Regions from separate parts of the Homo sapiens genome. Here all the other regions are linked to region 2. A link is a contact called in ENCODE Hi-C or POLR2A ChIA-PET data. All regions are on one chromosome and are shown on one strand. Each heading gives the region's core, a stretch centred on a gene start or an enhancer-like site at or near the end of the contact. The rest is flanking DNA. Distances are from core to core; before and after follow the strand shown. Region 1 holds the start of YTHDF2 (YTH N6-methyladenosine RNA binding protein F2). Region 2 holds the start of PDIK1L (PDLIM1 interacting kinase 1 like). Region 3 holds the start of MED18 (mediator complex subunit 18).

The links. Hi-C counts contacts between places; a loop is a spot of excess contacts on that map. ChIA-PET counts read pairs that join two places held with the same protein, here RNA polymerase II (POLR2A). Pooled maps may share reads with other maps.
Region 1: a loop to region 2 is called in a pooled map, with 14 times the contacts of the local background. The contact joins the promoter of YTHDF2 here to the promoter of PDIK1L in region 2. A Hi-C loop is called at or near these places in 1 of 37 single-sample maps with no recorded cell type and 8 of 50 pooled maps. POLR2A ChIA-PET finds 5 or more read pairs at or near these places in 1 of 52 experiments (GM12878).
Region 3: a map with no recorded cell type shows a loop between it and region 2 (7-fold over the local background). The contact joins the promoter of MED18 here to the promoter of PDIK1L in region 2. A Hi-C loop is called at or near these places in 1 of 37 single-sample maps with no recorded cell type and 2 of 50 pooled maps. POLR2A ChIA-PET finds 5 or more read pairs at or near these places in 1 of 52 experiments (B cell).

What each region holds. Positions count from the first base shown.
Region 1 is chr1:28,735,625-28,738,324 of GRCh38, forward strand. It overlaps YTHDF2 (YTH N6-methyladenosine RNA binding protein F2), which reads left to right and starts at 1,316. Exons shown (of 5, transcript NM_016258.3): 1 at 1,316-1,523; 2 at 2,034-2,058; 3 at 2,635-2,700. The coding sequence starts at 1,497. RefSeq lists enhancers at 1-132, 663-712, 1,032-1,930, 1,813-1,922.
Region 2 is chr1:26,110,431-26,113,130 of GRCh38, forward strand. PDIK1L (PDLIM1 interacting kinase 1 like) reads left to right here and starts at 1,394. Exons shown (of 3, transcript NM_152835.5): 1 at 1,394-1,485. RefSeq lists silencers at 408-687, 748-1,387 and enhancers at 1,438-1,667, 2,048-2,157.
Region 3 is chr1:28,327,756-28,330,455 of GRCh38, forward strand. MED18 (mediator complex subunit 18) reads left to right here and starts at 1,285. Exons shown (of 3, transcript NM_017638.3): 1 at 1,285-1,425. RefSeq lists enhancers at 1,319-1,826, 1,827-2,334.

The DNA of each region.
Region 1 (2,700 bases), core at 66-2,565, 2.6 Mb after region 2:
GAAAAAAAGTGCTTTGAGCACTTTGACCAAATTATGATGTTAAATCCAAGATGCCATGTTATTTATTTTACCGAGTCCACCCAAGCCTCCTATATCCAGCGTGTGGATAGTACGAGGTTGACAATTAGTGCATTAGTTACCTGTTTACCACGACGTACTTGCAATAACAAAAGCTATTAGATGGGCTTTCCTAGTATCAAATATTCCTGCATGAGTTGGCTTTGCTTCTGATTGAAAATACTTTTGCCCATCCTTTGCATCTCCCCTATATTCTGGTTCCCTAATACAGAGTCTCGTAGGGGTAGAGAGATACCATTATGTTAGTGTCAGATACACCTGGCTATTTAATAGTTTTGTAAACTTGGGCACATTACTTAAGCTTTCTGTTTTTCCAGTCGTAAAAAACCGAAAGACTGATAGCGATTTTGAAGTTGTCGAAAGACTTTAATGTGTTTGAAAATACCTAACAACAAAGCCTGGCCCACAGCTGGTATTTCAATAATGTTAATTTCCTTGCTTCCCTCTTGAGGTCCTTAAGATTCATAGGTTCTCCGGACTCCTTGAAAGTTTTGTGTAGATGCATGAGGTGTATTTTTCTTGGAAATAAAGTCCACAATTTAACAGATTATCTTGGGGCCAGCGATTTCCCCGAAAATAAATTGTAGATTCTCCTTCCTGCAATGCTAAGGGGTGAATCTCTTTTGCGGGAGACTGGATTCTTTCGGTGTGTGTTTTGCTCTCTGGGTACTCTTTCTGTAGTCGGCTAACAGAGGATGACCAAGCCCCTCGCGGGGGCGGGGGCGGGTCACTCCCGGACAGGGCCCCCATGAAGTTTCCCTGGGGACTGTGTGACTCCCTAGGGGTCGGGTTACCTCCCAGATGGGGGTGGGGTATCACTTGCAGCTGGAAGGCAGGTTCATTTTAAGGTCTCGCGGGCTTCGGAGGCCCCTCCCTCACTGAGAAACCGGCTTTTGTCGTTCTTCTGAAGCCAGAGCTAGTCTTTCCAGGTGTTAGTCGAAACCTCGTGGTGCGACCCTGGTCGTCCCAAACCCCCTAGGCCTTAATCCTGGGGCGGTGGGGGCGGGGAGGCCGTGAGCACGGCTTCCGCTCCTCCAATCCGCCAGAGGGCGCAGCGGCCGGCCTCTCCCTTCCCGGGGTTCTTCGCGCCGGGCCCCTTCCGCGTGGGTGAGTGAATGTGAGAGTCAGCGCTCGCGCCGCGCGCGCCGCCCGCCTCCGCTGTTCGGCGCTCTGCTTTAGGCGGTGGGGGGCGGGCGCGCGCGTAAAAGCATAGAGACGGGCATTGAGCTCTTGGGCTAGAGCGTCGCCGAGTCGGAGCCGGAGCCTGAGCCGCGCGCTGTGTCTCCGCTGCGTCCGCCGAGGCCCCCGAGTGTCAGGGACAAAAGCCTCCGCCTGCTCCCGCAGACGGGGCTCATCTGCCGCCGCCGCCGCGCTGAGGAGAGTTCGCCGCCGTCGCCGCCCGTGAGGATCTGAGAGCCATGTCGGCCAGCAGCCTCTTGGAGCAGGTACAGGCCCGGCCCGCATGCCTCGGCCATTGTGTGAGGCGAGAAGGAGCCCGACTAGGCCCGGGCCCGCCGCTCCTGGGCAGGCCGAGCCGAGCCGAGGCGTCGTCTCTTGCGGGCCAGGTTTCGGGCCTCTCAGGCCGGCCGCGCCCGGCGCCTCTCCCTCAGCCTGTTCTTCCCGCTTCTCCTCGGGCCTCGGAGCCCACGGGCCGGGCCGCGCCGCGTTCCCTTCTCTCGGCGGGCCTCGTTTTCCTTCCTTGTTTCCTTCCCCTTCCTTAAAGCCCTGGGTTCCTCGCGTCGCCGGTGGCGCGTCTGCCGCGTTTTCTCCCCTGCCCCACGGGCCTGGCGCTTTCCCCCGCCTCCCATTTTCAGCCTCTTCCTCACTACCATTCCTGACGCCTCCCCTCGGGCCTGCTCCTTTATTCTCCCTTCGGGCCCTGCCTTAATTTGTTCTTCCTTTTCCATTTCTCCTTTGGACAACTTGCTGCTCGGCGACGTTTCCTTCCCCTGCAGAGACCAAAAGGTCAAGGAAACAAAGGTAAGTCCCGCTCCGCCGGTGGCCCTGAGCCGGGAGGGGGACGCGGGGCGGTGGGGGCGGGGTCTCCGGGAAGCGCCCCGGGCGGAGGACCTTTCGGAAGCCGCTTAGTTCGCAGGTGCCGCACACTTAAGTATTTTGACCCTTTCGGTGTGTTCTTGCAGCTGGCGAACAGCTTTTTCGCTAACAAGGAGTAATTCATTAAGGGTGGGGGTGGATTGGGTTTTGAAACGCTCCAGGTCCTTAGTTTCCTGTAGGTCTTAGAAGGCCTTTGTTTTTCATCCTCGTGGATCACTCTCTGGAAGTACTCTCATGTGATGGGGGAGGGGAAGCGGGAGGGAATGGAAATCCAGAGGAGCCAATAAAATGACCTTTTTAGATCAACTTGCTCTGGGTGGAGGGGGACATTTTCACTGGCGACTGTCGCTTCAGCATTCACTGTCATCTCTTACCCTTTTGAAGTTCAATCTTACGTGCTTTGTTAACTAGTAAGGTTTTTCTCTGGTTAGCATATATGAACTAATTTGAAAGGAAGATTGTAGGATTGGGACACTCCTAATTGAATTTTTTTTTCTTTAGTACAAAATGGATCTGTACATCAAAAGGATGGATTAAACGATGATGATTTTGAACCTTACTTGAGTC
Region 2 (2,700 bases), core at 144-2,643:
ACACATCCCAAAACAGACACTTCAGTGAGAAGAGGCAGAGGTGTTTCCTCACCTGTAAAAACAGGATAATAAAACCTACTCTTGTGGGGTTTGGTTAGGATTAAGCAAGATCATTTATATAAAGACCTAACCCAGTGCCAGACTCTCGGGAGAAGGGGCATAAAGGACAGAAAATAAAATGAGTTGATCTTTGAGCACAGCGACAGGGATTTTTTGTACATCGTGCCTTACAGAGCGAGCGCTGGGAGGAGGAATCATCACCCTGCTGAGAAGTAATGGGTGCAGAATAAATCGAGTAAGAAGGAATGGACTTTTCTGGCGGATGCTTACTGATCTAACAACTGGATGACTGAGGAATGCGGTCCTAAGTGACCCCGGGCTGGCTGTGGGGCCAACAGCGTGCGGGATCTGACTAACAGCGTGTGGCAGCCGAGCGACTGCAGCAGCGGCGGGGACCCCATTGACTGTCCAGCCCCGAGAGCGGCAGGAGCGCGGTGGATCCTGGCTCGGACCAAGGCCTCTCCCCTGCGCCGACTGCAGACCAACCCTCCACCAGGAGCCTCGCGGGGGGGCGCCGTGGGCACCGCAGCCAGGTGCAGGCGCCTCCGCGCCCTCACTCCCCACGCCGAGGAGGTGGCCCTGGCTCCCTGCGGCCGCAGCCGGGGAACAATGAGGCGCCGGCCTCTTTAAGGGAGATACCACCGCGCCGGCGGGGCAGGGGACGGCATCCTCCCAGATGATCGCACCCAGCCCCGCGCCGCCGCCGCCGCCGCCGTCTCCGCAACTGCACCGCCCGCAAACATGGCTCAGTGACTCGGAGAAAAGCTGCAGTCTCCCTCCCGGCGGGGCGGACGCCAGGCCTCCTTGGTCGGGCCGCACCTCCCCGCAGGCCCGCCAAAGAGCACCGCGCCCCGCAGGCACCCGAGACCCGCGCGGAAGATGCACCGGGCGTTCCACCCCAGCGAGCCCCGCACCCCAGCCCGCAGCTCGGTAGGTCGGAAGGGGGCGGGTAGAGGGAGGGGAGGCCGCGGCCGGGCGCGCGCAGCCCCAGGCCCGGACCTGCCGCTGCAGACGGTCCCCGGGGCCGCGGGCCCTGAGCGCCCGCTGCGGCTGGAGGGTGGCCGAGCCCCGGCGTGGCGTGGCCTCGCGGTTCCCGAGCCCGGCCACCCCTGCGGGGAGCAGCACCAGTGGTGCGCTCCGGAGCGCGCACACCTCCGACGACTCCCGGCTCTGCAAATCCTCGAGAGAGGGAGGAGGCGAGCGGAGCGCCGGCCGCGCGCCTCGTCGGTGGCGCGGAACGTCCCGGCTCGCGCTACGGAAAGCCGGAGGGGGGCGGGGCCGTCGGCGTAAGGGGGTGTGTCCGCGCGCACCACGGGGGCGCGCGCCGGCTGCTGACTGGAGGCGGCGGCAGCGGAGGCGCGAGCTGCCCGATAATGGCGGCCTGCAGAGCCCATGAGAGGGAGAAGCGGCAGCGTCTACCCTGAGGTAAATCTGGCCTTTCGGCGTGGCGGAGAGGTCTTGCTGCAGAGCCGATGGCCCTGCATGTGCCTCCCTCCCTGGGAGGCTTGTCACAGACGTGTCAGCGGAGTCATCCTGGGGAAGGCCCTGCGCTCCTCAGGCCACCGACCCCAGTCGCGGCCTCCTCTCATACCGGGGCCACCTCCCCCCGGCCCTCAGCCCCCAGCCCCGAGGAGTTGAGGCAACTGCAGGGCTGGCTCCTCAGAGCGAAGGGGCTCAGGAGGCTCCCCTCCGGGCTTCATCTGAGCACGGCCGAGGAGGGGGAGGGCCTGACACTTGGCCAATGAGCGCGGCCTGAGCCGCCGCGTCGGGCAACACCTCTGGCCGCGACTGGCCCTTCCCGGGCGCCGGCAGGTGTCTGGCCTGGCCGGCTCGCGTCCCAGCGCCTGGTTAGAGCAGCGGGAGCGAGGGCCCGCCACTTTCGGTCGAAAGTCACTTAGGTTCGCATCGGATGCATCATTGGATCCGGGATCCCACGGGTTTCATAAACACCTCTCTCCTCCCTATTCAGGAAGGTGCTCTTCCCCATGGGGACTGTACCAGGCTGGAGAGGACATGGCACTGCTTCAGAGACACGAACCACCTTGAGTGGATGTGATTGGCGATCCCCGTAGAGCAGGAAAGCTCGTCTGCTGTGCAGCCGGCGCAGAGGATTCTGTGGCAGGAAATTAGACACTAGGAAATTCAGTAGCGATTTGAAGGGTGGGTGTCCAGTTAGAGGAAGTGGGACTGAACACAATCTCAGAAGTCATTTCTTTTTATTAAATCTATCCTGTAGACTTAAAGCAGTGGATCCCAACTTCTCAGGCTCTAGGGTCAGTAGCCTTTTGCTTCCCCAGCTGTACAGAATAAATATTGTACAATCTCAGGTTACTTTTCTAGCCCGTGGTCACAATCTACAAATGAGAATTCGTTCATGAAGTTGGTTATAATCTAGAAATTCTTTGGGCGCTGAGGAAGCCCACTTTAGACTTTCTCCATTCAACACATGAGCATTTCTGTGCAGGGCCTTTGCCCTCGCCTTTAAACCGTTCAGTAAGTTGAATTCCCAAGAACTCTGTCAGAGAGCCCCTTGATATGCAGGATCTTTGTTGGCAAAAATGACCTAGAACTAAATAGATATTGTTTACTCCAGCTGTCTTATGACTAGGAAAAAGGAAACATAAAAATTTTAAAATAGCT
Region 3 (2,700 bases), core at 35-2,534, 2.2 Mb after region 2:
ACGCCCAGCTAATTTTCTGTATTTTTAGTAGAGACAGGGTTTCACCGTTAGCCAGGATGGTCTCGATCTCCTGACCTCGTGATCCACCCCCCTCGGCCTCCCAAAGTGCTGGGATTACAGGCGTGAGCCACCGCGCCTGTCCTCTTTTTACATTTTTAAAATCTTTTTCTGACATTTGTTTCTCAGCTGGAGTTGTACCAAAGCGCCTAACTGGTCGTTTTTCTTTAATTTTTTTCCAGACAGGATCTCCCTCTGTTGCACAGGCTGGAGTGCAGTGGCGCTATCTCAGCTCACTGCAACCTCTGCCTCCTGGACTCAAGCAATCCTCCCACCTCAGCCTCCCAAGTAGCTGGGACTGCAGGTGCGAGCCACTACGTTCAGCTAATTTTTTGTATTTTTTGTAGACACAGGGTTTCACCATGTTGTTCAGGCTGGTCTTGAATTCCTGAACTCAAGCCATCTGCCCGCCTTGGCCTCCCAAAGTGCTGGGATTACAGGCCTGAGCCACCGTGTCCGGCCTGGTCTTTTTTCTCTAGGCTCTCTCCTTTCCCAAACTTTTCTCCATGTTGTAGCCAGGGTTCTTTTAAAGCTCACATGTATTCTTTGGTATGGCACTGCAGAGTACTCCTGGATCTGGACCTACTCCTTTTCCAGACTCTTTTTTTTTTTTGAGACAGAGTCTCTCTCTGTAGCCCAGGCTACAATGCAGTGGCGCGATCTCGGTTCGCTGCAACTTCCGCCTCCCGCGTTCAAGCGATTCTCCCACCTCAGCCTCCCTAGTAGCTGGGATTACAGGCGCGCGTCACCATGCCCGGCTAATTTTTGTATTTTTAATGGAGACGGAGTTTTACCATCTTGGCCAGGCTGGTCTCGAACTCCTGACCTCAAGTGATCCGCCTGCCTCGGCCTCCCAAAGTGCTGGGGTTACAGGCGTGAGCCACCGCGCCCAACCCCTCAGTTCTTTTTTCTTTTGAAACCCACTATAATCTCTGTAAGTCCTATCAGTTCCAAGAGACTTTCTACACAAATACATCTCCAGGTTGTCAAACCTAAAAAGATTTTCCTAGAGCATGGCCTATGACGTCAAGGATCCAGGTAGCGCCCGGAGGAAAGCGCCAAAGGAGGCCGCCATCTTTCATACAGCAGCCCGGAATTTTGCGCATGCGCCTCTGATTGTCTGTCCGCAATGAAGCTCTTCGGCCTTCTCGGCACCCATACGTTTGGGAACGGCAGTTTCGAGGTTTGTGAGACGTCGGCTTCCGACCGGAAGTGAGAAGAGGAGGAAGTTGGCTGGTTGCACCGATCTGGGGGCTTCCCGGGCTCGGGTAACCGGAGTGCTGGTATCTAATCGTCGCTCAAAAGCTCCTAGGTGCGCGGGTGGATATAATTCCCGGCTTCTCGAGAAGACACTACAGCCTCAAGGAGGTGTGCTTCTAGTGTTTAATTGGATACGTGTTATGGATGCCGGCTTAGAAGGACCTATATACCATCATCTTAAAATAACTTCCCCTTGGCTCTCTCTCTCTTTTTTTTTTTTTTTTTTTTTTTGAGACGGAGTTTCGCTCTTGTTGCCCAGGCTGGAGTGCAATGGCGCGATCTCGGCTCACCGCAACCTCGCCTTCCGGGTTCAAGCGATTCTCCTGCCTCAGCCTCCTGAGGAGCTGGGATTACAGGCGCTCGCCACCAGGCCTGGCTAATTTTTTGTATTTTTAGTAGAGTCGGGGTTTCTTCATGTTGGTCAGGCTGGTCTCGAACTCCCAACCTCCAGTTGATCCGCCGGCCTCGGCCTCCCAAAGTACTGAGATTACAGGCGTGAGCCACCGCGCCCGGCCTTGGCTCTCTTTAAAAGGCATTTTTAGGCTAGCCGCAGTGTGGTCTCCCGCCTGTAGTAGTCCCAGCTACTCGGCTTGAGCCCAGGAGTTCGAGGTTATAGTGAGCTAGGAACTCCCCACTGCACTGCAGCCTGGGCTACAGAGCGAGATCCTGTCACCAAAAAAGAAAAGCGTACGGGGGAAGGCATTTTCAGAGAGATAGAACGCCTAGATGTTAGTTTGGTCCAAACTCTGCTACCAACTTGCTGTGTGTATCCTTCTGTCCCTCTCCAAGTCTCAATATCCTCATCTATAAAACGAAGGTCCCTTAAGTCACTTTTTCAGTTCTTCTGAATTTTGTTGCCTCTTTATTATCTCGTTTGAGCCACATAGCCTTGGGAGTTAAAAATCACTGGCCTTTGGCCGGGCACGGTGGCTCACACCTGTAATGCCAGCACTTTGGGAGGCCGGATCACCTGAGTATCACCTGAGGCCAGGAGTTCGAGGCCAACCTGGCCAACATGACGAAACCCCGTCTCTACTAAAAATACAAAAAAAATTAGCTGGGCTTGGTTGCGGGCGCCTGTAATCCCAGCTACTCGGGAGGCTGAGACAGGAGAATCGCTTGAACCTGGGAGGCAGAGGCTGCAGTGAACAGAGATTGCGCCATTGCACTCCAGCCTGGGCGACAAGAGTGAAACTCCGTCTCAAAAAAAAAAAAAAAAAAAAATCACTGGCCTCATTTTATAAGGAAGACATTGAGTCCCAGGGTGAGGGGTTATAGATAGGACTTTCTCAAGATTGCACAGGTAATGTGGAGGTTTCAGAACTTGAGACTAGAAGGTAATGCTGTAACTCCATGACCAGATCTCCTTTCTATATTTCTGTG